Regions from separate parts of the Homo sapiens genome. Here region 2 is linked to region 1. The links are chromatin loops, found by intact Hi-C in ENCODE. Cell type or tissue: heart left ventricle. All regions are shown on one strand. Each heading gives the region's core, and the rest is flanking DNA. Links, peaks and the distances in the headings are about the cores only.

Evidence for each region. Peaks named below come from ENCODE experiments on the same cell type or tissue, not always from the same donor. Only the 100,000 strongest peaks of a DNase experiment are listed, where the experiment ranks them.
Region 2: it touches region 1 in a loop (2.4-fold over the local background); 8 of 110 quality-filtered maps call a loop at or near these places.

The regions. Positions count from the first base shown.
Region 1 is chr20:10,627,109-10,641,174 of GRCh38, forward strand. It overlaps JAG1 (jagged canonical Notch ligand 1), which reads right to left. Exons shown (of 26, transcript NM_000214.3): 24 at 14,005-14,066; 25 at 13,675-13,825; 26 at 10,576-12,847. The coding sequence ends at 12,390. SLX4IP (SLX4 interacting protein) reads left to right here. Exons shown (of 8, transcript NM_001009608.3): 8 at 1-922. Among named protein-coding and RNA genes, the nearest start is that of MIR6870, 16 kb to the right of the region's middle. RefSeq lists enhancers at 9,622-10,418, 10,419-11,215, 13,543-14,066. In heart left ventricle, for the core only: no CTCF peak of the experiment used is centred there; a DNase peak (open chromatin) is centred at 10,091; H3K4me3 peaks cover 485 bases; H3K27ac peaks cover 6,883 bases.
Region 2 is chr20:10,573,936-10,589,185 of GRCh38, forward strand. All of the region lies in intron 4 of SLX4IP (SLX4 interacting protein), which reads left to right. Among named protein-coding and RNA genes, the nearest start is that of MIR6870, 68 kb to the right of the region's middle. RefSeq lists silencers at 4,666-4,960, 4,693-4,893. In heart left ventricle, for the core only: no CTCF peak of the experiment used is centred there; no DNase peak of the experiment used is centred there.

The DNA.
Region 1 (14,066 bases), core at 5,974-13,973:
ACTGTAATATTACACAAAACTGTAATGAGTGGCCCTCCTTTGGAGGTAACAGATGCCTTTCCTAAGAACTCAAAGTTCTCTTTTCAGCGTGCTGTGACTTGAATATGGAAATCATTTTAATTTCTTCTTTTCTCTTATGGGGAAATTTCCATGCTTGGTTTGTCAAGACAAGAGAATTCATTCCTTATTATTGAAACATTAATGAACTGAAACACGTTGAAGCAAGTAAAAAATCAAAATTAGGTTGGTTTATCTTAAATAGTTAAAAGCCTTCCTTAGTACAAAATAAATTAAGCATTGTAAAACGAAGTTAATTCAGGTAATTACTCAGTACAGAAATCTAACCGTATATATCATTGGTATTGCAATTTAAGGGTATAATTAAATTCTCAGAAATCTGCAGGACTCACTCTAATTTGCTTTCTATATTTATTTACAAGACAGGGAACAAATATGTGTCAATGTGCAGCTTAACAGAGGGGACTTGAATGGATAAAATTATCTTTAATTATCTAGAGCTACCCAGTACTGGGCTTGAATTTAATCATAGTCAAATGTTTCCTCTGGCAGCATAATATTACCATACACCATATTACCTTATAATTGCCATTACAGTTCCTTATCAAAAATGTTAATTCTTTGCTTGAGCAAAAATCAATAAAACCTTATGTTTGACCCTAAAGTATTTGATCAGGGAACAGAAGGTGTGAATTGGACAGATCCCCCGAATAACTTTCTTCAATCAAGTTGAAAAACCAAACAGCTATGTAAGTCCCCAGGAGAGCTCTTTTTCCCTTATCTTCTCATTTGTTTTGTTATAAACTGTTTAAATAGTTCAAATGGTTGTGCATGCCTAGGGGATGAAACCTATGTAATAGAAATGTACTGTTTTATGAATAAGGAGTAAAATTGTTTTAAAAAATTAATGTGTATCACTTCTGTTCTTCAAAAACAAGTGAATTAACCCCAAGAAATGCATATTCAAAATGCCCTTTTCTGGACAGCTATTTTAAATTATGCTCTATTTGTAAGAAGTGTTTGTGTTTTCTTTGTTGAAATAATTCTGCAGTTTTGAATACTGTGTAAAATAATCAAAGGAGCTTTCCATTTAACCATCGGCCTTAAAGATTTAGGTATTGAAAACCCAGCATGAAACATTTGGATTAAATTGACCCCTAAGATTTTGGGGTGCTCCTTACAATGTGGACTTGTTCCCAATTCTGCTGCCAACTAAGAGCTAAGATAGACCTCTTTGGCAAGATTAAACTATGGCACTTTGACTCCTTTCCAAGGATCTTGACATTCCCCAAGTGGATTCATTTCCATTTTCCAAGTGAATCTAATCTTTACTCAGAACTGATGAAGTCCTGGGCTGACTGTCTACACTGCCTTTTATTTCAGTACTGCAGGCTTCTCTAGTTTTGTACATAACTTTTCAGAAGCAGTTTAGTCAGGTTGGAATAATACATTTGAATAGCTGTGCGTGCAATGCTGAGAACCACTGCAGTCGATGAGGCGTAGCTCATTTCTTCCTAGTGTTTTGGTCATGGTGGCCCGCTGTCTGGCCTAACCCACAGGAAAGACACCCTGCCCTGGACATGGGGGCTGGGCCTGGGATCTGGGGACTGCCTAACAGCATGGGGCTGCAAGCTGCAATCCCTGGGTCCAGGCTGCTGCTTTGCCACTAGTTGGTCTTATATGTTTTGGTACAAGTCATGTAACCTCCCAGGCCTCAGTTTCTTCATCTGTCAAATAAAATTATCTCTAATATTTTAAGTGCCAAACACAGCTTTTAGTGCATCGGGATAAACATTCCCCTCCCATGTATTAATGTCTACATCTGTTTGAAAATGGTTCTCTACACTGGCCACCTACTGGGGTCACCTGGATAGCTTCTAGTTCAATCAGAATCCCTGAGGTTTGGCCTGGGCGTTGGTATTTTTAAAGCTCATCAAATAATGATTCTCAGGAGACACCATAGTTAGAACTATTGTTTAAAAATGTGGTGTGTGCATGTAAATAGCGGATGTTAAAAGAGACAGGGTTCGCTGAGTATTCTTTAGAAGAGGGGCTTTCTGCAAATCAGAAGTGTACCTACTTTCAAGTAAATGAGTAGGCATGGCTTTGGGGACAAGGTGTCAGTCAACAGTCATACATGTTAATCTTACAAAGAGATGTGTTTTGTTTTCTTCTGAAGGCCCCTCTGCATTGGTTCTGCTGCTTTAGAACCTACACATCCCAACGCACCCATCATCTTTGCCAACATTGAGAAATTGTTACCCTCGTTCAGAAGATGGGTCTTTAAAGCACCTAAATAATTGTCTGAAATTTTTACATAAACCTCTGGGGTTTGCCTTTGATCATGATCATTAATATCATTAATAGGCTCTCTCTAAAAGTGCGTGTGAATCTCAAGTTAGCATTTGGCAGGGCAGTGGAAGAATGAATGCTTTTAAAATAGTTTGGCTCAGAAAGTGCATCTGAAATAACCCTGTGGGAAAATCAGGAGAATTTCTCATCCTCCAAAGGATTACCTAGGATGAGATACTGACCTTGTATTTTAAGTTCAGTTGCATTTCTTAAAACCTCATTCATTACCCAGCCTGATTTATTTTAGGAGTGAAGTAGGCTGTGGGAGGGGGCTATATAATGATGTATGGTTTTTATGTTTGCTTTTTGTTTTCTGCACAGTTCCCGAAAGATTTTTTATCATAACGTGTATATATATTTCTTTAAAAAAAAAATCCAGCTTCTTCACAAGATTTACTATGGCTTTTCTCTTAGAAATTAATGCTGAAGAATTCTCTCCTCTTCAGGCTCTAAGGCGATCAAACCCCAGAAGGCTGAGTGTGTGCGGGGTGAGCAGAGCGCTGACCTCTGCCAGGGGAGAGGTCAGTTCAGCACACAAGACTCAAAAGGGAGGAAGAAAAAGCAACTCCTCAGCAGGGAGTTTGACTTGCTTTAGGGCAGAAGAGCTTTTATAAATGAGTTCCCAGTCTCCCACGCCCTCTCGCCTGCACTTCTGTTACCAGTCCTGTTCTGCGCTTAGACACACACACACAGACACACACACACACAGGCACACTCACACCTCATTTCCACTCGTTGCTTCACATCCCTCTCTCCACCTGCCCCAGGAACAGTGGAGAGACTGACAGACCCTGCTCCAGAGGAGGCAGGTGATGGATTGACTGGGAATTTTTCTAGGCCCAGCAGCTCCCAAGGCCTTTTCAGTTCCTCCTTCACATGCTTGACTGGTGAGAAGAACGCAGAAGGCTCTTTCCCAAACCCACGGTGGGTGCCTGGAAAGATGAATACCAGCGCATCCATTCCTATTGTCAGAGGGAGAGGTGGAATGGTAAATCAGGGCAGCCTCCAGCCAGGAGGTGGGAGACTGGGCTGGGTATTTGGGATGTGTCCCAGTAGGAGGAGCCTAGAGGGACCTTCCTGTCACAGCACAAGAGAAGGACCTTGTGAAGCAGCAACATTGCTCTATTGATATATTCTCCTTAAAATGCTGCCCCAGTGAGCCTTGTCCCAGCGCCCTTCTGCTCAGCATGTGGGCCATCTGCCTGTGGCAGAGCCTGGGGCATCTAGAAAAGAATATTCTTAGGTGGCTCTCCTGTGAAAATGCCCCATCAATCAATCTGAAGGCACTTGTAGGCAGCAGAGCTTTCTATGCCAGAGGTGTCAGGGATCTGGGTTGCTATTGGGGTTCTTGTTTTGATGCCAATAAGCATCTTCACCGGAAAGAACCTTCTAGATGTCACCAAAATCTTTACACAGGCTCAAAGACAAGGAGTCTCTGCATCCATCTGTGAATTTTCTACAGCAAATTTTCCCTGTTTTCCCTTGAAGATAGCATTTCCTGGTACCAGTTTATCAAATCTCATGTTCTTCTGGGCCCCAGTTGTAGAAACAACTTTGGCTCTTGTTTTGCATGTCTGTCAAGTCTAATTCCAGGTCCTAATAATGTTGTTTTAGAAAAGCTCACTGAACTTAAGAGAAACCTTAATTTTCTGCTACCAGCAATGCAAGTCTGCCTAGGCCACCTGCCTTGCCCTCCATGCAAGGGCACTCCTAGCAGAGAGATGGTGGGAGAGAAAGTTTGGCTTCACATTTAGCCCCTTCTCAGTGCCAAAGAAATGGCCACTGTGCAGTGACGACGGCCAAGCAGGGAACTTCCTTGTAGGGAAGGCCTCTGAGGAAGCCGGAGGTGGGAATACAAAGTATTTCTGAAATGCCCAACCCACTGAAAACCTCCAGAAAATGGAAGTCAAAACAGTATCTCGTTTCATAAGGAGAGAAAACTATCTCAAGACTTGAGTGTCCTGGAGTCCTCCAAGGCCAGGTATCTGAGCTTACCTCATTTGGCACACATTTTATAAAATAGGGGTTTGGAGGGATATAGAAGAAAAAAACTGTGTTCTATTCTCATTATTCGCAGGCTGTAGACAGCTGTCGACACTCACAGACCACACACTGTTGTAGACTTCAATTAGGCACCAAGTTTTGTACAGTCCTATAGTTCATTCTTGTCTTAAATGAGCTTTTCTTTCTCCTGCACCGGAAGCCGGCTCTGAATTGATCAGGGAAAAAGCTAACAACGATTTGTATAGTCACAACCAAATACGACACCTACAAGTGACATAGCTGGTACGATCCTTTTTAGAAGAAGCCTATGTTAGTTTTCTATCCCTGTGTAACAAATTACCATAAATTGAGAGACTTAAGACAACATAAGTTTATTATCTCACAGTTTTTGACACTTAGCTGGGTCCTCTGCTGAGGGTCTCAAAGGCTGAAATCAGGGCGTCAGCCAGGCTGCATCCTCATCTGGATGCTCAACCAGGGAAAGGTCCACTTCCAAGCTCCCTTGTTGGCAGAATTCAGTTCCTTACATTTGTAGGACTAAGATCCGCATTGTCCCGCTGGCTGTTGGCAGGGGACTTCCTACAAGCCATTTCGCGGGTCCTTGCCACATGACCTCGTCCATTTCATTAATGGAGAAACCTTGGCATTGAATCACTTTCATGCTTTGAATCTCTTTGACTTCTCCTTCTGTGACTAGCCAGAGAAAACTCTCTGCTTTTAAAAAGCTCCTGTAATTAGGTCAGCCCTACCTGGATAATCTACATTTGAAGGCTAACAGATTTGAGACTTTAATGACATCTGCAAAATCCCTTCACAGCAGTACCAGGATTAGCGTTTGATTGAATAACCAGGGACCAGGGAGCTTTGGGAGCCATCGTGGAGTCCTGCCTACGACCAGATCCAACAGCACTTAGCTCTTCTCTGACAGGCCCAGTTTAATGGTGTAACGGTGAGAAAGTAGACTGTCAGTTGGAATCTAGCTGAATTCCTTAATCTTTTAATGGTTACTTAGAGCAAATACTGAAAGCAGTGTTCTTTCCTTTACCTGTAGCCCTTTTCATGAATATTAACTATAGTGGCACACATTTATTGTCACCATGACAGATGAGGAAACTGAGGCACAAAGAATTTTGGAAACTTTCCCAAGTTAGTAAATGGCAGTGCCTAGAATCTGGGTCTGGCAAACCTCAAAGCCCAGAAACTGTGTTGTTAGAGCACACAGGTGGAAAATTTCAAACCAGGAGCTGGAAGGAAGAGCTGCAGTTGGAATCAAAGAAGTTTCACTCCAGAATGCATGCTCTTGACCACTAAGCACACAGCCTGGCTTTGCACACCAAGAGGGTGAAAGTAACAGTCCAGTGAAGGAAGGGTCAGGCCCACGTGGAGGCTGAATGCTCTGCAGGAGATGTTCAGGACCTCTTTTGTAACTGCACTGCAGCCAACACTGTCCGACTGAGAGCTCACAGGAAGCACGGAAATGACAGGGCGTGGAGGTGGAGAAAGCCAGAGATTGTGGTCCCTCCCGGCCCCTTCCCACTCCCTTTACTTTACTAGAGGCACTTTTTTCTTAGTTTGTTGCAAACCTGTAGGACATGTCACGTTTGCGCTCTTCCTTTCTGCTTTATGCCTTGAATTCTTTAAAAATTCTTCTAAAGTAACATCACTGCAAAGCCAGAGAGAGCCCCTGAGGGTATCTGATTGTTCATGTCCTGAACTTGGAGGGTTTATGTTTCTGTCTTGGGGATGGGGTTTTTCCAAGTCACTCAGTGTGGGTGCCTGGGCGCAGAGGAAACTTCTACATAGAATGTACTTCTGGCCTACCCTGACACGACAAACAGGTTGTGGAGGAGTAGCCTTTTGGGGATGTCAGGTGGAGGAAGCAGAGCTGCCCACAGGCAGTTCCAGGAACTCTCAGGTGTGTCTGAACTGGCCCAACCGCACACTGGACGTGGCGAACTTCATCACATTCAAGCGATCTGGATTTTAGTCCTGTTAAATGCTCAGGTGTTTTTGTGGTGATAACCTGGAAGGAAGCTGCCAGGGGGAGTGGGAGTGGTTAGAGAACGTGGGATGAGGCCTAATGATAATTGCAATCACCTGACACTGGCGAGGACCCTGGCACCTGCATCTCAGCCCCGGTGAGCAGCAGTGTGGTTCTGAAAACACCTGTAAAATGTGCATGTGTGCATATGCGTGCACACACACAGGCAGCAATAAGACCTAGTGAGGCTGTTGATTTCCTTTCTGAACCTCTTTTCCTGCAACTCATTTTAATTCTATGAAGCAAAAACTAAAAGGGAAATCAGAAACTTCCCAAGAACAAAGGAACAGCCTACAAAGGAGCAGGGCTTAATCTTCCTTTGATGCAGAAAACACCTATTGCTCCTGGGTTTATACAGATGTCACTTTCTAGGCAGAACCAGTTCAGATTGGCGACACTGTCGTAGCAGTCGCTTCCTGTGACCTCCCTTGAGACTTTGCATCCATTTTTGTGAAGTGCTGATCTCCCAAGGTTTTACCTTTTAAAATCACACTAAGGGCAGGATGCCGGCATAAACCTCGCAAATTCCCAGAAGAGGCAGAAAACACAGCAGCCCAAGAAGCAGGAGCCCAGAGTTCTAGTTCTGGCTATTGCTAACTCTGTATAACTTCAGACAAGTCCTTGAACCTCTCTGGGCCTCAGTTTCCTCTTCTGGGAAAGTAGTGGGGGTTGGATCCTTTGATGGATAAGGTCCTTGATTGCATTAACATCCTGTGATAAAGGTGTTTCACATGTAACATCTATGATAAAGGTATTTCAACTGCACATATCTCAGCAAGGGTGAACTAAAACAGCTTTTCACTCTTCAGGTGCAGAACAGAGGGGGCGAACCTGTTTGGTTGACTGAGTAGTGATTAGGAAGCCAGCTGCAAACTTGTATTTCCCCCGAGGATCACCGATGAGCACCACCAGCCCTGCCAAGAGAGCTTCTCTTTAAAACAAAGCTGTTACTTTCATGTTGCTGGCATCTGCGTTTGCTTTCTGGATAACTCAACCCTTGGGTGCCCTGGTGTGGATATTTGCAGTGCGGGTGGGTTGGAAAAGGCAGCAGGCAGACCTCAATTCAAGGTTCTTACTGGATTTAAGAGCCTTTATTCTCCAGGTTAATTTTCCTGACTTGCGTATCACAGGTTAATACTGGACCCAGGCATAATGATACATAATTTGAGACTTGTAAAAGCTGTCTTGGACTTGAAAGAAACACACTCTAAGCCAGGAAGGTTGTGCCCAGCATGCAAGAGCAAGTAATACAGGTAGAATATATGTCCAAAGCAAGAGAGCCGCACCCTTTTGACATGATCTCAGAGGCTGCCGGGCAGGGTTTAGGCTCCTCGGCTGCCAGGCAGCGATACCACGGCGGCCCTACAAGCATCACTCCCCCCAACCTGCTCTTAGTTTTATTTTAACAGCCATTGGAAGGCAATGGTTCGCAAACGGAAATTCGTTATTTTTAATAGACCCCGAAATACCTCGTGGATTTGAAGTGATGCAACAAGATTGCCCTAATGGTTTCTAAACTTTGTTTTTAAGACTTCTGGGGCCAGAACTGTAGAGAACTGCCTCAGGGCACCCTTCTAGCTCAGATAACCAAGCTGTTTGTTGGCATTGCTGGAGACTGACATACCCTGAGCTGGGATGTTTAGCTGCTTGTGGGGTGGAAAAAAAATGTTAAGAAAAATAATTGTTGTTTTTGCAAACTATCTATTTAAAAACAGAACCTCAGGAAGCAGATTTCTGTTCCAATGCTTGGATGAATCAGAGCTTACAAAGTATAAATACACATTAGCAGGAGGAGGCTTCCCATAACCCATGTGCTTGTTGTATGTCTTCCCAGACCAGGAACCTCTGAACTCCTGTTTCTCATTCCCAGTAGAGGCAAGAAAGAGACCCACAGTCGAAACGGAAATGGTGGAGCATTGCTCAGCCCAAGTTTCAAAGCCCGAAAGGCCTGTAGAACTTTTTTTTTCCTTTAAAGGCAACTGGTTTTTTGCTGCACCTTTGCTCACTTTGGAGCAGACAGGTGTAAGCCATTTGGAAAGGTGGGAAACCCACGCTCTGGCCCATTTTGCTCCTTGCTACCTAAGAAATATTACAGAATAAGTTCATTTTGACTCACTGACCCCTCAGATCAGCTAATAGGCATGAAGCACTTAGACCACATCTTGCTCAAGGGGCGGTGTAATCATTTTACTTAAAAATGATGTCAGGTGGCAATTTAGCAACAAACTGGCTTCCAGGCTATTTAATTCAGTTTAACAAGGAAGAAAAACATTATAATTAGTTAAGAGCTGGTACTGTAGCACTTTAGCAGAGTTGCTCCCAATTTTTAGAGTGCATGAGTCGGGGAGGAAGAGCGAGCTTGTCAAAAATTCAAATTCCCAGGCTCCACTTCTGGTGCATCTGGTCTAATAGGGTCATGGACCAGTCCTGGAAATCTGCATCTTCAAACTGTAAACCCTCTCGCAAATCACCACTGAGTCTCCTTTGGCTTTTAGTCAATTAAGATACATCCTCCCCCTCCACTTTCTATTCAAATTCTACATCATGGAAGTATAGAATCTCAGGACAGAGCTTCCCATCCTAAAAAAACACCAGCTTTAAGTGTTCTTTCCTGGAGTTTCATGGGATATTCTAATGCTAGAGTTCTAGTTAGCCAAGTTTCTGGACTGAAAATTTTTTCTTCCAGGGCCCCTTTAAAGAGAGCCCAGGGCGTTCCTGGGGAATGAATGGTAAAGGCACTGAGTCCCTTCCTCTCAACTTTCCTAACCCCAGGATAACCAGAGCACCATTGCCTGCTTCCTTCTTCCTGAAGGAAGGGGAAAATCCACCCTTCACAATTAAAGTCCTGGCACTGAGCCACATCCAGAGGAGGCTGATCTATGCCCTCCCAATACCAGGGGTGTCCCAGACAGAAGGTGAGTTAAGACAACACCCATGAATCCCAAGATCCCTTCCCTCCTGGAATAAAGAATTGCAGAGACTCATTCAACTTTTTTTTTTTTTTTTCTTGGCACAAAAGCATCTGGCAGCTACCCAAGGAATTCTGGGGTCCTGCAGAATCCAAGTTTACAAACCACCAGAACAAGGTTTTGCTTCAGGATAGTGTTTGACTCCACTGCTGCGAAATGACTGTCTCCTGGCTAGTAGGATCTAGATTTCTCCCTCCCTTTGACCCCACCTTGTGGAAACCCAGCTGTCTACTGGCAGACATTGGTGAGAAAGCGGAGCTACGCTAGGGCAGGGAGATGTCATGGAAACCTCAACTCTTCGCTGTCCGGGTCCTTCAGGCCACCTCCCCAATGAGCCAAAACAGTGTTGGCCCTCTTAGGGTTGTCACAATCCCAAATCCCTCGATGGCCTCTGCTCATGCACAAGGATCCCAGGACACTTAAAGCTCATCTTTCATTCTTAAGATGTTCCTTAGCACAACTCCAAGCCTAGAAGAAAAAATGTTTCCCCGAGAACAAAGAAAAACATCCCCATCAGCTTTTCCTCCATTCAAAGTCTGCTGTGCCAGTTGTATGAAAACCGGACGTGGGTGGACAGGCCTGAATGTTGAAGTGCTGGGGGATGGCTCTGAGAAGGGTGAGCTTTGGCTTTCCTAGCCAGAAGCAGAGTCCTGGTGACTCTGCACGGCTGCTGGAAGCTGTCCATGTGCTTGTTACCACAGCTTATTCCTTCCGCAGAGGTGCCAGAGGCAAAGCTTCTCCCACACCCCACCACGCGATGCGGGGGCAGGGCCTCCACCAGCCACAAGTGAGAGAACCAGAGTTCTCCTGCCCGTGACAGGTGGGGACAGCCCAACTCTGGAACCTCACAGAAGACCAGAACACCAGCACTCCAAGGCTGCATGGTGAGGCCAGAACACTCATTCCCTGGGAACAAGGTGATGAGTGATGAGCCCGAACACCAGAAGCTTGCAACTACCACCTCCTGTGCCGTGAGGAAACCACCCCATGGGTAAATGTGCACAAGAGTCATTTCAGACCACACCCTTACAACAGGACATTAATATGAATCTAAGTAGCCAGGGAAAAAAAAGAGGCAGACATTAAATCTCCCTGCTCGTTTCCCAACACCAATTCCAAACCCTTTAAAACCCTTTCAGTGCTGTGGCCAGTTCCCCTGATTGCTCACAAACAATTCACCTCGACACTACAGGCCATTAATCCAGTGGTGTTTATTCAAGCAGTATTCACACTTGCTGTTGAATAACAAGGGAATCAAGGCTCCCCTAGATGGGGCTCCCGCAGTTCCAGCTTCACAGCAGCCCCAGGTCTTTGAGAACTCCAGATGAGTTTTGTGGTTGAAAAGCCTTTCAGTTCTTCCTCCATCCCTCTGTCAGGCAGAGCCTATTATACCCCGATTACCAGAACAGACTCAGCAGGGTGGCAGAAGCACATGGCAAAGCCGGTAGAACTACGTAAGCTCAGAAGAGGCCACACTGTTCCATGTTTTCATACAAAAAAATTTAATAAATATTACTTTTCAAAATTTATTGCCAAGAACAACACATCAAAGATGCATTTGTATGTTCATATAACACTAATAGGACAATACAAAGTATCTTCACGGTCTCAATGGTGAACCAACAAGATTACTCTGTTTTATAAGCCTTTTTGATCTTGAACTTCGTAATAGCACTTTGATTTCCTCACTTAAGGCAGGCAGTGTACTCTATGGCAAATCTAAACAGTGATCTTACTGGACATTTTATGGTTCAAGTATTCAACTAGCTTATTAGAATACTCCCTAAATGCAGTAGATTAAAAAAAAAAATCAAATCTACAAGTGGTTCAGTATTATGTACGAATGGTGAAAAGAAATCAGAATTTACAAAGTAAGATTGGTGTGCTTCCAAGTTCACACAATTAATTTGATATTTTTAATCATATTCAACCACTCACATTTTGGCTATGTTAAGTCATAGCTCAACTTGTTCCCTTACTGCTCTGCAGCAGATCACCTGCCTGTCTCTTTTCAAGTCTAAAGCAGAAAAACAAAAAACAAACAAACAAAAAAACCTGTTCTAAACTAATCCTCAAACTGCCTCAGTCAGTCCTTAAAACGTGTTTTAAGTGATGCTATAGAAGGTGTTTTAAACATCTGACGTCGTACAAAAAAATTCCATCAGTATTCTGGGCACAGAAGCCCATCCTATTGTTTTAAAATAAACTATTTTCAAACACCTTAATTTTGGCTTATAGGCAACAAGTAATGAGAAGAGTTCAAAAAAATAAAGCCATACGCTTACAATGCTATCAAAAACCTTCAATTCTAAACACATACATATAAATAAAAAGGAATGATGTTTTAAGGCTCTTGATTATTAAGTTAATAAATCAAATATACACAGTGATTAATAAAAAAGAATTATTTACATAACTATACAAAGTTCTACTTTTGACATTTTTTTCTTTAAATTCTTCATTTTACCAGCAACTGCTGACATCAAAGTCTCCCCTCCCCCAACAACAAAAATACAATTAAAAAAAATAAATAATAAAGTCATTTGTGATCGTTGCTGTGGTTCTGAGCTGCAAAGGCACTTTCAAATACAGAACTACTTGTACGTCATCATAAAACCAATATACAAAAACAACTCAAGAGTCAATAAATATAAATAAAACTATGATCTAAGACTGCATCACCATTAGGACATCTGGCAGAAGTGGGAGCTCAAAGACCAGGGGGCTGGGCAGGCTCCTGGGAGCCTGATCCGAGACCGTGTCGGCTGCAAGGGGACACACAACCAGGGTACTGTTGACTAGCTTTTTGCATAGCTGTGAGATGCGGCACTCGATTTCCCAGCCAACCACAGAAACTACCATTGCCAGTGTAAGCCAGCTTGTCAAAACTTAAATTAACACAGGGATTCTAAGTCAGCAACGGCCTCAGACTCGAGTATGACACGACAGTTTAAAGAACTACAAGCCCTCAGACTCTACCTAGCGGCGGCAGTGCCCGCGGTCTGCTATACGATGTACTCCATTCGGTTTAAGCTCTGGGCACTTTCCAAGTCTCTGTTGTCCTGTTTGTTTGTCCAGTTTGGGTGTTTTGTCGGCGTGCCGTTGGGGGGCTTCTCTTCTCTGTCTACCAGCGTGTACGCCGGCTGCTTGGCAAACCGGGCTTTCTGCTGGTGTTTGTCCATGTCGTCCTCTTCTACTTCAGAATTGTGTGTCCTTATTTTAGACATTTTGGAGTTCTTGTTCTCATAATCCTTGATGGGGACCGTGTTGGCCCCATGTTTCTCAATGGGGTTTTTGATCTGGTTCAGCTGCTCCCGCACGTTGTTGGTGGTGTTGTCCTCAGAGGCTGAGTGTGTGTGGCTGCCCGGCTTCCGCCGCTTCCGCAGGCACCAGTAGAAGGCCGTCACCAAGCAACAGATCCAAGCCACAGTTAAGACAGAGCTCAGCAAGGGAACAAGGAAATCTGTAAGGCAGGCACAAAACCAATTAACTCTCCAAGAAAGAAAGAAAAAAGCATCATCGCAGGAACAAAAGAATACCAACAGTGGTTCTCCTGCCCTTTATCCCTAAGAGGGGGGCCACAGGGACAAGTCCCTTTTCATCATTGCATATGGTCACTTCACAACTTGATAAGCAAATGCTGGGATCAGGCCCCTGTAGACCTTGATACTCTTATCCCTGGAGAGACTGGGTGGAGCGGCAGCTCCTACAGGCTCTTTGACTTCGCATGGGGAGAGCAGTGTCTTGTTAAGTCTGGCTACTGAGGCAGCTCAGTACAGGAGTTGGTTTTCAGAACTAGAAATCCGATTCAAATTAGCACAGACAGCTCAAACGTGCCATGGCTCCATGCCCAATCTCTCCCTTGGCTGAAACGGTGCTCGAGATCCTCAGGAGGGAAGCCTGGACACCCCTGCGGGGCCATCGAGCCTCACAGAGCTCAGCAGTGGCTAGGCTGTCCCAGGACACCAAAATGCCAAGTCAGGCTTTGTACAGCTTCAAACTCAAGGACAAAGGACAAGCAGTGTCCTAGGGCTTTGTCACGGATCTAGCACAATACCTGTTCTGCAGGGAACGTTGCATAGTGTGTTGGGAAGGAAAATATGAGGCAGACCTCTGTTCCCATGGGCCATGTGACCTTAGTAAAGTAGGCTGCCCTCAGTTCTCAGTTAAATTGGGAGCTCCTGCGAGGGTAGGGCACTGCCAGATAATCCCTCGACCTGATGGCTTTATTGAATAGTATAATGAGATCATCTACTATCATCACACAAACTAGTCCCACTTGACACCTACCTGTTCTGTTCTTCAGAGGCCGCCTCTGAACTCTTACTTCTGCAACGGCAGCAATCAGCGAGCTGTTTCCATCACGTTTACTAACAAGATCGATTATTTTGTCAGTGATTTCCTTGATCGGGTTCCCATCATCCCGTATATCTTCAGCAGACTGGAAAAACAATTGTCAGACTTGAGAGTCAGAGGAATACTCAAAGCAGCCTTTCTTCAAAATTACTCGACAATCTGTGTCTGCAAAGCTTTTTGTCAGTGAATTTGCTCCATTCAGACACTGGTTAACCGAACTGCCTTGCCATCGAATAATGAGGTGTGAATGGGTCTTATACTTACAATGGCCACATGTATTTCATTGTTCGCTGAAGGGGAAGGCTCGCAAGCGATGTAGATTGAAT
Region 2 (15,250 bases), core at 4,399-12,398, 55 kb before region 1:
ATGTGCTGCAATTTCAACAAAGATTATTTTTTCAGGAATGGGTAATTTGTAAAACTTGAAGTTTTATACTTTTTACCAAAAGTGTGCTAAAGCACCAATGACAACACAAAATGCTTTGCTTTCTCAAAAACTGGGGAAACTTCTCTAACCACTTATTACAGTAAATGGAAAGTAAACAAAATTTCTAAACTTTCAAGGGTAATGTTTCCACTTGTTATCATCACCTGTTATGGACATAGCCAGAGTTGCAGTGACTGATACTTTTGTCTACTTTTAATTTTTACAAGAAATTAAAATTCAAAAAAACGTGATGTACAAATCTTCCAGAAAGGTTAGAATTGTTTTGACCAGAGGTTGTCAAACTTCAATTTGAACCATTACAAGACCTTTCCCATGTAAGTATAAACCTTATTAGAATGATCCTGTTGGCCTGCTGTGAACATACTGCTTCTTTCTCTCCCATCTCACCCATCTGAACCCACTACCCCACACATCAGAAAGATAATTTTTCCATCATAAAACAAAGTTCATATTGCCTTTGTTCTGCTTCAAATTACAATGCCAGTTCTGATGGAGCTTTTATGGTGACACAACTCCAGTATTACTTTTGCATCTGCTTGGGCTTGTTCACATTTACAACCAGACTTTCGGCATATCTGGGAACTGGAAAGCTCACAACAGCTCTACCAAATACCCCAGGACTCTTAGATTCTTGAAAGATCTCTGTTACCAAATGCTACTTTCCAAGACTTTTTTTCTGAGATGGAGTTTCACTCTTGTTGCCCAGGCTGGAGTGGTGCAATCTCAGCTCACTGTAACCACCACCTCCCAGGTTCAGGTGATTCTCCTGTCTCAGCCTCTTAAGTAGCTGGGATTACAGGCACGTGCCACCACGCCCAGCTAATTTTTGTATTTTTAGTAGAGACGGGGTTTCTCCATGTTAGCCAGGCTGGTCTCGAACTCCTGATCTCAGGTTATCCACCCGCCTTGGCCTCCAAAAGTGCTGGGATTACAGACGTGAGCCACCGTGCCTGACCGCAAGACTTTTTTTTAATGAGTTGTTCCAGTTAGCTCAGAGCCCTGCCCTCTCATTAGCTCCATGAAGACTGATGACTTATTACTACATATTCCAAAGACAGGTCCCCACTGGGGTCAGGTAGAACTGGTTGGCATTCCTGCCCCACTAGGAGTAGGAGGAAAAGTAATAGGAAGGAAAATCACTTGCCCTTAAATTGATGTGGGGTGAGATTAAAAACATTTCTTTTGGTGATCTGTTCGGTCACAGTATTTCTAACGATGACAACTGGATGGGAGGCCTGTAGTTCCATTTTACCCAGCAGAAGAGAACAGTCCTGACCCAGTGAAAGTCATTTATTCCAGCATGTTGGGAACATAGTACCTGGGGCACTGGTTTTATATTGTCTGAACGGTTTAGCTGCCACATAGCATTGGGTAATAATGTATTGGGGTGAGGGCTGGGGCATACAGGGAGACAGTGAGACCCCTACAAGGCTGTACTTTCCTTTGACACATTCCAGGTGAAGTCTTAGAAGGCAGCAACTTCTCCTGTGTTTGACAGATAATAATAATCAGGAAAGCTCTCCCTACCCCCCACCCCCAATATAACAGTGGCTGCTTCTCATAGGAGTAACATACATATTTTTAATATGTAGGATGACAAGGTATAGTGGGAACTGTTTACCTTAGCATGTACTGTTTGTTTCTCAAGAATTTCAGGTCCATTACACCTTAGCAATGAAAAGCCTTCTCTTATCTAGGAAGTACTTGTAGCATTCACCAGCTTGTCTGTTCCTTTTAATTTTTTTTTTTTCCTTTGGCCAGGACCTCCCATCATAATGCCCGGATTTTCAAATTTCTAGTAATTGAGTTTCACATTCCTAATATTAACACCCATAAGGAAGCTGGAAGGAGAAAATGGATACTAGTTATCTTACCGACTAAATATCAGTAAGAGCCCTTTGATTTTGAAGTGTTTGAAGGATGAGTGAAGAGGCCTTGTTTAGGATAGTACACTGTGGTCTAACACATTGGGACCGTGATTTGCTACCTGAATATCTTGGGAATTTGGGGGATTCTAACCCAAGTGTTGATTAAAAACAAGAGAGCTTTCATTTTCAAATTCCCTAACATGACACCCTAATTATTCTAATTATTTGGAATAAAAGTGGATAACCTACAATTGTGAAGTTTTATGGTTACTAAATATTTTAGTTAACCACTTCAGTTGTTCATGATCAAAATAATTTTATATTCATTATAATACCTTCTATAAACTGGGCAGGGGAATTGACTCCCTTTGGTACGATAGACATTTATACTGTCTCTAAGTGAATTTGCCACAGATTCAGAGTGAGGTGCTTATTTGTGAAGCATTAAGAATCCCTGGGCTGTTCCCAGGGAGTTGAGTAGAGGCATGGTGAATAACTGTTCAGGTACACCTAATTGTATAGCTTGTTTATATTTGTTGTTGTACCACAATGCCCTTATTACTTAGAGCATAAACTCCAATCAGATTCACATTTATTTTAATTATTTGATCATGAACCACATAACCTAATGGGAAACTTGGCCTGATCTGTTTTGTGAAATGTCTTGAGAAAATTATCCATGCCTACATTAAGCAAAAACAAAACTAACTCCACATGATCTCACGCATAAAAAATGAATGCCTGGAAAAGATGCTAGTTTTAAGTTTTAGGCCAAGATTGAATTTCAATTCTGGGTCATAGATTAATGTATGTGTCCAAGTAAATGTGTATATTTGTGTGTTTGTGTGTGTGTATGTAATGAATGAATAGATAAGTATATACCCACAATATAAGTTGCTGCTAAAGAAAATAAAAGTTATAAGACCTGAAAGGGGACACCAAAAATATGATTTCCTTACAAATATTTTCAGGAATTTTACTTAATTGCAACCAGAAGTCTGACCTGGAAGTGTAGTGTTTTGACCCCCCTAGCTGTCTGGTTTCCTATTTGCGGTGTTTTTTTTCTCCCCCAACTGTGAGAAAATATATTTTACACAGTTTTAACCCTGTGTATTCTTAGAAACACTGAAATAGAAAGTATTCCTCTGCGGGGAAGAAATTCTCATTATTTACAAGAATGATTTGCAAAAGCTTCACTTAAATAGAAAATATTTTTTAAAAACTTAACAAATCCTTATTAGATATATTTGAAAATAAAACAGCTTCTTGGTTGCCCTTCAAGGTAGTGTGAACTTCTAGAAGACTGAGATTTTTGTATTGTTTAAGTTTACCCTTATTTTAGTAAAATACTAGTGTTTTCATAACAAAAGTGTACAGAATTTATAAATAATGCCCTTATGATGAGGGTTTTTCATGCTTTCCCCCCTTCATTTTTAGCTTATTCAATCTTTTTTTCCTCTAGCTTTTTATAAAAGTGAAAATTAGGCTGAGTAAACTTAGGAAGGCTGTAGTACTATATAGTATTCTAATGAACTGAAAGATAACAATAAGGCCTGGCATGATGGCTCACTCTTTTAATCCCAACACTTTGGAGACCAAGGCAGAAGGATTGCTTGAGACCAGAAGTTCAAGATCTACCTGGGCAACATAACAAGGTTCTGTCTCTACAAAAAAACATAAAAATAAATTAGTTGGGTGTGACAGCACGTACCTCTAGTCCTAGCTGCTCAGGAGGCTGAGGCAGGAGAATGGCTTGAGCCCAGGAATTCGAGGCTGCCGTGATCTATGATCATACCACTGTACTCCAGCTGAGGCAACAGAGAAAGACCCTGTCTCTTTAATGATAATAAGAAATGAATGAATGACAACAATGAAGCTTAATTAGGATGACTGTAGGGCCAGGAAGCCTACTGTTGGAAAATTATAGAATTCACCATCAAATACTCATAGATTGATTTGCTGAATCAGTCAAAATGATGAGAAACATTGTTTCCATATTTCCATTGTAGCCTCTTGTTGTTTACCAGTGTGGTGGAATAATTATATATCTCGTTTTTTAAATCTCAGACATTTTCACTTACAGGAAAGCCTCATTCTTCCTAACTATTTAGTTGAGAGATTTAAAAATGAGGAACACAGTTGTCAACAATCCATTTAGCTGAAGAATACTTCTCATTTTTTTAATAACAGCTTTATTGAGATATAATTCATATACAATTCACCTGTTTAAAGTATACTGTTCAATGGTTTTTATGTATTCAGAGTTGTGTAACCATCACCAGAATCAATTTGAGAACATTTTCATCACTCCAAAAGAAACCCTTTACCCATTAGCAGTTACTCTTCATTTTCCCCAATACCCCAGCCACAGACAACCAACCACCAGCTTACTTTCTGTCTCTATGGATTTGCCTGTTCTGGACATTTCATACAAATAGAGTCATACACCATGTGGTTCTCTGTAACTGGCTTCTTTCACTCAGCATAATGTTTTCAAGATTCGTTCATTTTATAACACATATCAGTAGTACTTTATTTCATTTTATTACAAATAATGTTCCATGGTATGGATCTATCATATTTTGTCCATTCATCAATTGATGGACATTTGGGTTGTTAACCACATTTGGCTATGATGAATAATGCTACTATGGGTATTCGTGTACAAGTTTTTGAGTGGACATATGTTTTCATTTCTCATGGCTATATACCTACGAATGGAATTTCTGGGTCATTCTGTACCTGTATGTTTAACATATTGACGAACTTCCAGACTGTTTTCCAAGTAGCTGCAGCATTTTCTGTTCCTGCCAGCAGTGTATGAGGCTTCTATTTTCTCCACATCCTTAGCCACACCTGTTTGTCTTTTTGACTATAGCTGTCCTGTGTGTATGAAGTGTTATCTCATTGTGGTTTTGATTCCATTTCCCTGATGACTAATAATGTTACCATCTATTCAAGTACTTACTGGCCGTTTGTATATCTTCTGTGGATAAATGTTTGTTCAGGATTTGAACCCATTTTTAATTGGGTTATTAGTCTTTTTATTGAGTTATGGGAATTCTTTTAAACATTCTAGATATAAGTCCCTTATCAGCTATATGATTTATAACATTTTTCTTCTCTTCTGTGGATTTTCTTTTCATTTTCTTGATGGTGGCCTTTGATACCCAAAAGTTTTTAATTTTAATGATGTCCAATTCATCTATGTTGTTGTTGTTGTGCTTTTGATATCATATCTAAGAAACCATTGCCCTATCCAAGGTAATAAAAATGTACATCTATTTTTTAAGGAGTTTTATAGTTTTAGCTCTTACATTCAGGTCTTTGATGCATTTTGAGTTAATTTCATATATGACATGAGTTAGGGGTCCAACTTTATTCTTTTGCATGTGGATATCCAGTTGTCCAAGTACCTTTTGTTGAAAAGACTATTCTATCCTCATTTAATTTTCTTGGCACCTTTGTTGAAAATCAGTTGACAATAAATGTGAGTGTTTATTTCTGGACTCTCAATTCTGTTTCTTTTTTTTCTTTTCTTTTTTCTTTTTTTTCTTTTTTCAGACAGAGTCTCTCTCTGTCGCCCAGGCTGGAGTGCAGTGGTGTGATCTCGGCTCGCTGCAACCTCCGCCTCCCAGGTTCAACCGATTCTCCACCTCAGCCTCCTGAGTAGCTGGGATTAAGGCATCCGCCACCATGCCCAGCTAATTTTTGTATTTTTAGTGGAGATGGGGTTTCACCATGTTGGCCAAGCTGGTCTCGAACTCCTGACCTCATGTGATCCACCCGCCTTGACCTCCCAAAGTGTTGGGATTACAGGCGTGAGCCACCGTGCCTGGCCTCAATTCTGTTTCTACATGTGTTTCCATATGCCAATACTGCACTGTCTTGATTACTGTAGCTTTATAGTAAATTTGAAATTGTCTTCTCATTCTTTTAATGGAACTATTTTTTTTTTCTTCCCAGCAGGGTCAAAGCTGGCATTTACTAGTTAGGATCAAGAATCTTTTTTAACCTAGCCAGTGCAAACATGATTTTAAATTGTTATAAATATCTGAATTTTAATGAATTAATAAAGTACCATTGATTTTGCCAGTGGTCTTCTCCAGAGATTTAGATTAAATTAAACCTTTCACAAATTTCTTGACTCTAATTGTTCCATTTTAACCAAATCAATGAAGATAAAAGTTATCCTCATTATAGTCAAGGTCTTCATAGGCAGAAAAACTGTGGTGAGTCACCAGTATTTGCAAGGTATGACTGAGGGCACTCATGGGTCTTTAATTCTCATTCAGAATCCTTTCCCTCAGGTTCTAAAGTTGAGGCCAGGTTAAAATCTAACCTCCTTTGTTCACCCTTCCAGGCTTGTCCCCCATCTCTCTCTATTATTCTATGCATTCTGAACTCTAGGCGTCAGTCTACCCTACCAGGGTTGCCAGGAGCCAAAAGGACTTGTCTGAGTTTTTGCACAGATATGAATGCAGTGCCCTCCGCTTCTCAGTCCCAGCAGAATGCTCCTGATGCTTTAATCCTCTGCTTGAATGTTTCCCATCCTTGAGGATCTCCCTCCTCCCAATTTGGTTTGTTACTCCCCTTTGTTAAGTTAGACTTACCCTTTTTTTTTTTTTTTTAACATTGCAGTTGCCTATGCCTACCTTTGTTGCAGTAGCATTTACAATGTAACCATCCTACCTTTAACTCCTCTGTCTCTCCCTCTGCCCTCAGTTGAGTCCCTCAGGAGCAGAGCATTTTTCTTGATACCCCTAGGACCTCACATAGTACTTATATGTGGTAGGTGTGCAAGTGGCATGAGTTGGATGGTTCCGGTTCGATTATTACTATTTGAGGGGCACCTGGTTTTTGACAGAATGAAAAAAGCATAACCATTTCCTGTTCATACTGGCTCCTGGAACTCCTCTACTGAAATCATTTTCAAGATTAAGAAAGAGTAAAATCCCTTTTTAGTGGAATGCCTCACATATACAGACATATATACTCCAGTTTGCTGCCAAACTGCCAACTCAGTAATAGCTCACCATGAATGTGATATTTAATAGAAATGATTGACAATAATTCCAGACAAAGGTGTACAGCCCAGACTTGTTTAACAATGTTGGCCTTAATGCCATTTCTAAGGAATCTTTTTTTTTCTTCTGAGCCCCAAAAAAGCCTTTTTCCAGAAAAGCTGTGTTGAGGAGAGAGCTGAGAAACAGTGAGACTTGCTCTAATGCATGGGGAAGGGGTTTGAATGATGCAAACAAGCAGAGTAGCAGTGTGTCCAGAAGTAGGTGCTGGTGGTAGAGAGCAGCAGCAGCCTGGGGAAGACCATGGGACAAGATGGAGGGACAGGGAGCTGATAGCAGGAGGTGTGGGCAGGGCTGATGTTGAGAAAATCCTGAAAAGTAGTGATATTTGGCTTCATACAGAACCTTACAGGTGGCTTCATACAGAACCTTAGATGTGAGAACCTTGGTGGGAGACATCTGCCACTGAGAAAAGATGAAGACAAACCTAGCAAACCAGTGAAATGCACAAGTCCAGGAAGAAAAGAGAGAGACAGAACGTGCCTGAGTTTGAACAAGATGTAGTGTATTATTACCCTTGATTGTGTGGATATTGCTTTACAACTCAGAGCTTTCTCCAGGATCCTCTTTCAGAGACCCCAAAGCACTGTAAAGTATCAAGTATTTGCAAATGCCAGGTAGAAAAGTCTCACACCATGCGGACTTTCTAGTAAAACAAAGGGAGAGGCCAGGTGCAGTGGCTCATGCCTGTAATCCTAACACTTTGTGAGGCCAAGGCAGGAAGATCATTTGAGAGCAGGAGTTCAAGACCAGCCTGGGCAACATAGTGATACCCCATCTCTACAAAAAAAAATTTTTTTTTAATTAGCTGAGTGTGGTGGTGTGCACCTGGAGTCCTACTTGCTTGGGAGACTGAGGCAGGAGGATCGCTTGAGCCCAGAAGTTTGATGCTGCAGTGAGCTATGATCACGCCACTGTCCACCATCAAAGCCCCCTGTAACTGGAAACATCTTCACCCGAAGTGGGATGACTGAGAGCTGAGTAATGCCTTGAAAATATTTGCATTTGTAACAGCTGAAGGACAGTGATGAAAAGTGATTCCGTGGGGTGGATCTCCAGGAAGCTGGGAAATGTGGCATAATAAAATGTTATGAGCTTTTGTGAGGCCCCAGGGAATGGTGAATTCTCAGTGTGCAACAAAAGGAAAAATATCTAAATAAAAGGAAAGTGAAGTTTTCATGGAATGACAGGGCTGTGTGTACTCCTGTCAGTGAGTGGGGACCAGGATCTTGGAGAGGTGGCAGGGTGCAGGCAGGATGCAGCTTTAGACCTTCCCAGACACCTGATCTGACACTTCTCCATAGGCCATTAGAGTGTCAGTCTGTTTGTTTCCTACTCTTATTTTAAATTCCCTCTGTTCCTGGTATTTCCTTAATATTTCCATTTTGTTTGCGTTACATATGTAAACTGTTTTTTTAAAACCTGCATTCTGTGTTTTTAGCAGGAAGGTTTCCTTTATCTCAGCTTTCAGATTTCCCCAATTCAGCTTTCAGAGATTAGCCCTGTTTAGTACAAGGTGATATTTTTATTGAATGGTGCACTTTCTATTCCATGCTTAACGGGTTGGTAATCTGGCTTGAGTCTGCAAGATGTGTGTGTATGTATCTATAACTATGTATCTATAAATCTATATTTTCAACTTGGGCCACTAGTTTAAAAATCTCAGGGTGAAGTTATTGTTCGTATTTTACAATAGTATGATAATTTAAGCTTAAGGAAGATAAGAGCTTTACAATCACCTATTAGATCATTTTTGTTTAGATTTCCTTTAAATTGTTATCTACTTAGAAAAATTATTCTAAAGATTATAGTTATAGTTCACAACATAATAAAAGATACTTTTGCCTTCCTTATAAAATGTTATTTTCAGGGTTAGGAAATTACCTAAAAAAATAAGCTTTAATCATGATTTATGTTCTGAGACTTTGGAAGAGGGTCTATATTAATATAAATATTTAGAAGAAAAAAATGTATCATCTTGAAAGGCCCTGAATATTTTCATGGTGGTGTTTCTTTTTTACAAATAAATCTTTAAAAGAATACTTTCATTTTTTAAAACATCAGAAATTTCAAATACATACAAAAATAGGATCATATAATGAACCCCCACTTATCTGTTGCCAGCATCCCAGTTTTAAACAGCATATAGCCAATGTTATTTCATTTATATGCTCATCTATTCCCTGCTCCCCCAACTATTTTAAAGTAGATTCTGGATGTCATTTAATTTTATATATAAATGATTCAACATACAGAGCTCTAAAAGAGAAGTGATTTTTAAAATGTTAAAAACGCCATTAAAGACAAAAAAGTAATGTCATCAACTATCTAGTCCATCTTCAGATTTATCTGAACGTCTCTTCAGTTCCTTTATAGTTGAGTTGTTCTATTCAGGGTCTGAACAAGGTTGGTGTACACATTCATTGCACTCGGTTGATTATCTTTATCATAGAAGAACACCTCCTTTAACCTGTAGGAACCCTCATCCCCAATTTTTTTTCTATCTGTTTATTTAAGAAAGCGGGTCAAATGTCCTCTGGAATTTCCCACATTTGGATTTGGCTGGCTGCATCCGGATGGTGGCATTAACCTGCCTCTTCCAGCCCCTTGTATTTTCTGTGGATTGGTGGTTTGAGCCACAGGCCTGATGAGGCTGGGGTCCCTTGTGTGAGAATACTTTGTGGTATGTGGGGTGTGTTTTCTGTTGCATCTCATCTGGCAACACATGATTTCTGGTTGTATCCCTTCTAATTTCACGCTAACAATGTATATACAATGAAAATGGAGCTTTTTATGATTTTAAAATTAATCAGTATTTTAGATTTGTTCATTAGGTATTTATATTACTAGTAAATACTGTTTAAGCAAAACAAAATTTAAAAGACTCTTTTACGTAGGCTTCTGAAACTTTGCTTAATTCAGGCAATTAAGATAAAAATATCAAGGTAATGTTTTGCAATAAAACCTGGGTGTTAGCATACATAGTTCCTTTTTAAATCTAAGTCTATGTAAGATCTAATTTAGCACCTTAATTAAGATGGTAAGTTATTGCATACCTATCATCATAAGGCTTACATATCAGCCCAATATACATCTTATGTGAACTCTTAAGGACTTGTATAATAGAAGATAAAAATAAAAAGCACATACATGGTGGGTTTTTTTTCCCCTATAAAAACGCAAATCAGCAGGTAGTTAAAACAAAAAGAAAGAAAGAAAAGAAAACAAAGAAGGCATGAGACCGGTTCATTTAAATTCCCTGGAGGAGTGATAATAATTGAGCTAATATGCATTGCCTTCTCATAAATTGCTTCAGTAGTTTAGGCCTTGAGTGGCTTAGAAATTAGCTGTCTCCCCTTGCCTCTTCACTGTTGCTATAGAATCCAGCTAAAGGCCTGTTTGTTTGTGTTTAAAGAACTAGGATAACCTCTTATATTCACTGACAGAACTTACATTTTGTTTTTGTCTTCTAAGAACTCTGCAAAGCACTACCATTACTCTAATAAGACTCTCACTACTAATTTCATTATAACATACCAGTAAATCAACAAAATAAGATTTAGAGCAGTAACTTCCAGACCTGTCTGAGCATCAGAATTCCCTGGAGCTCTTTTAAAAGAATGTAGTTCTCTGGCTCTCACCCCAGGTTCTCTGGGCCTGGGAATCCAGGAATCTGTATGGTTGGAAAAGACCTCAGCCTTGGAGATTCAAATTTCCCAAGTGATTTAGATATGGGCAGTGGACTCATGATTGGGAATTGGAAAGACCCTAGACTAGTAGATAGATGCTTATTTGAGCTTGATAGTGGATTATTTAATAACTGGAAGAGGAAGTAGAAGAGATGATAAGTTTTAGGAATATTTAGTGTTTTCATCCATGACTTGAGTGAATGCATCAAAAATGGGTAAAAGACCTAGCACCTTATAAAATGGGATAGAAATTCCAAATGACTGTGACAAAATTAAGAGGAATGTCTGTTACAGACAAATGCTGAATAGAAAATGTAGAATAGAAAACAGACTACATAAAAAGAAAAAGCAGAAAGCAAGCAAGCATGCAACTGGGAAACAAAAACAGAAGTGTGACATGAAAGAAGAAACACACAATGATCTTTCTTTAATTTAATGTTTTCCCCTGAAGCTCCTGTGTTGTTTTCTGCTTCTCATCTTTGCAAAGTTCCCAGAACAGATGTTTGTGTTTTGTGTCCTCTTTCATACTCTCATTTATTCTTCCACCCTGAAGCTACCTCCGAAATGCTACCAATCACCTCTCAATTGCCAGCTGAGTATTTTGTTCTATTTCTGCTGTCACTAATGCTCTCTGGCATTTGATCTTTCAACTCTCTTTTCCAAGACTTCACTATGGTGGCTGGCCTTCTTCTGATCTAACTACTCCATGTGGGCCCCTCTTTCTCTGCTGACTCTTGAGAGTGGTCCTGCCCTTGCCCTTTGATCTCTCACTTGACATGCTCTGCCATGGACTTTTCTTCCTTTTGGCCAGAGTTGCTTCAGTAGATCTGCAGCCATGACTTTTCCTCTGAACTCCAACTTTTCCTTTTCCTTTTCCTTTCCCCTTTCCCCTTTCCTTTCCTTTCCTTTCCTTTTTTTTCTTTCTTTCTTTCTTTCTTTTTTTGAGACGGAGTCTCACTCTGTCACCCAGGCTGGATGGAGCGCAGTGGCATGATCTTGGCTCATTGCAACCTCCGTCACCTGGGTTCAAGCAATTCTCCTGCCTCAGCCTCCCTCCTGAGTAGCTGGGACTACAGTTGCACACCACCACACCCAGCTAATTTTTATATTTTTAGTAGAGACAGGGTTTCACCATATTGGTCAGGCTGGTCTCGAACTCCTAACCTCAGGTGATCCACCTGCCTCGGCCTCCCAAAATGCTGGAATTACAGGCATGAGCCACCGTGCCCAGCCACTGCACACCTTATTTCTATTGGCTTTCCAAACAGCTTCACCCAGAAATCTCATTGATCCTCATCTCTAAAGCTTGGTTTATCTTACCAAGCCTACCTACCCTCTCTATACCTTAGGAAGCTACCACTCATGTAGTCAACAAAGTTAAAAAAAATTGTCATTGTCATCAGTCTTCTCTGAACACGTTTCATTGACAACCAAGCCTGTCTCTGATTTTCATCTCTAAAGTGTCCCTTGAATATCTCTCTCTCTTGTTAGTCCTATGGCTACTGATGATCCTTGCCTTCTCCCACTTGACTTTGTTAAAAGAAAAACTTTAGACAAAATAAATATAACAGTTTATTTGAGCAAATAACAATTCATGAATCAGGCAACACTCAAATCCACAAGAGATTCTGAGAGCTCCGTTCCAGCAGTATGGGCAGGGGGCTTTCATAGGCTGAATGTGGAGGCAAAGTAAAGAAATTACTTGATTGGTTATAGCTAGGCATTTGCCTTATTTGGATATGGTTCAATAGAAAGTCCCTAGTTAATATAACGAATTTGCTAGTTGGTTATCTGCGATTGGCTGAAGCTCCATTCAAAATTAATCAGTCACAAGGAATGCCTCTAAGTTAAGTTTTGGTTTGCTTATTTATGTAAGGGTTCCTAGTACAGAAACAACCCCAGACTAATGGTTTCTTGCTTATTTTGGCTTAACAGCTTGTTAATGATAGGTATGCAGTAATTTGTGATAAAGAGGGAAAAAAAGATGAAGAGAAATATTAGGAATAGAAGTATTAGTAATGAAAAAAAGACGTAATTAGATCAGGAATAGAAGTATTAGTAATGAAAAAAGACATAATTAAATTAGGTGGAAATTAAAATAAAAGACTATTAAGAACAACTTCGTGCCAATAAATTTGAAAACTAAGGTGAAATAGAAAAATTCATAGAAAAATATAAATTGTTAATGTGAGCTAAGAATAAATATAAACCCTGAATAGATTATTAAAGAATTTAAACCACTGGTTAAAAAAGAAAGCACCAGGTCTGGATATTTTACCAGGACAGTTCGCCCCAAAATTTAAGAACTAGGTAACTCCAGTTTTATGTACTTGAATAAATGTTAACATCTCCAATTCATTTTATGAGGTTACTATAACTTGACACTAAAAACTAGGATCAAAAAAGAAAAGAAAAAAACAGGACAATAAAAGAGAAGAAAATTACAGGTCAATCTCACTCAAATATAAAAGCAGAAATCCTAAACTAAATATTAGCAAGCTAAATTTGGCAATATAGAAAACAAAATCATGATATCATACAAAGTTGGCTCAGCATTAAAAGTCAATTTGTAATATTTACAACATTAATAAATTAAAAAGAGCAATGCATGTAACAATTATACAAGGTACAGGAAAAGCAACCAGTATTTATAATAAAAATTTTTAGAAAATTAGAAATATGTCTACAAAAAGTCTACAACAAATGTTCTCAGTAGTAAGTGAAACATTAACAGTGTTAGCTTTATAATAAGGAGCACCAGAAGATACCTACCAGCAGCAGTATTCAACACTCTACTGGAGGAGTTCCAGCCCAAAGAATAAAACAGGAAAAAAATATACAGGTGAAAAAATTGGAGATGAAGAAAAGTCCCTTTTTTGGTACATGGTATGATTGTATATGCAGAAAAATCTAAAATAAATATACATACAAATTACTCAAATTAAAACAAAGCTATAGCAAGCAAAACAGAATAGCACTGGCGTAAAAATGGGCCCTAGACCAACAGAACAAAATAGAGAGCCCAGAAATAAACTCATGTGTATATGGCCAAATATTCTTTGACAAGAGCACCAAAAATGCAAAATGGGGAAAGAATAGTCTCTTCAATAAATGGTTCTGGGTAAACTGGATATCCAAATGCAAAAGAATGAACTTGGATCTTTATCTTATACCATACACAAAAATTAAAATATATTAAAGTCTTAAATGTGAGACCTGAAACCATAAAACTTCTAGTAGAAGAAGTTGGGAAATGGCTCCTTGACATTGGTCCTGACAATGATTTTTTTGGATGTGACCCCAAAAGACAGGTAACAAAAGCAACTATATCAAACTAAAAACTTCTGTGCAGCAAAGGAAACAATCAACAAAATGAAAAGGTAACCTATAGAATGGAATAAATATTTTCAAGCCCATATATCTAATAAGGGATTAATATCCAAAATATATAAGGAACTCATACAACTCAATAGCAAAGAAAAAAAAGGAAAAGGAAGAAAGAAAACAACTAAATTAAATACCCCAATTAAAAATGGGGAAGGACCTAAGTAGATATTTTCCCAAAGAAAACATATAATTGTAAACAGGTATATGGAAAGGTGCTTAACGTTATTTACCATCAGGAAATGCACGTTATGACCACAGTGAGATGTCATCTCATACCTGTTAGAATGGCTGTTATAAAAAGAGATAATAAGTATTGGTGAAGGTGTGGAGAAAAGGGAACCCTTGCATGCTTTTGATGGGAGTGTAAATTAGTACAGCCATTATGGAAAACAGTATGGAGATTCTTCAGAAAAGTAGAAACAGAACTACCATATGATCCAGCAGTCTCACGTCTGGGTATATATACAAAGGAAATGAAACTAGCATCTTTAAAAATGTGCTGTATGTATACAATGGAACATTACTCAGCCATAAAAAAAGAAGGAAATCCTACTATTTGTGTCAGCACTGATGAACCTGGAGTGCATTATGCTACATGAAGTAAGCCAGACATAGACAAATACTGTGTGATCTCACTTGTATGTAGAATCTAAAAAAGCCTAATTCATAAAAGCAGAGAGTAGAATGATGATTGCCAGAGGCAGGGGTAGGGACAGAGTCTGGCTAGGGGAAGGGGTCAATGAGGGAAGGAAGGGGAGATTTGGTCAAAGGACACAAACTATCAGTTATAAGGTGAATAAGTTCTGGGGAATCTAATGTACACTGTGGTGACTGTAGTTAATAATCATTGCATACTTGAAATTTGGTAAGAGAGATCTTTAAATGTTCTCACTGCAAGAAAAAGAGAGATAACTATATGAGGTGATAGTTGTATTAATTAGCCTGATTGTGGTAATCATTTCACAATAGATACATATATCAAATCATCATGTTCTATACCTTAAATGTATACAACTTTTATTTATCAATTATACCCCAATAAAGGTGGGGAAAAAAGATTTAATAGGCATTTCAGCTGACAACATATAGAAGTCAGTTACAACAGCAGGCAGTTTAAAAATGTAGTTTTTAGGAGATAACA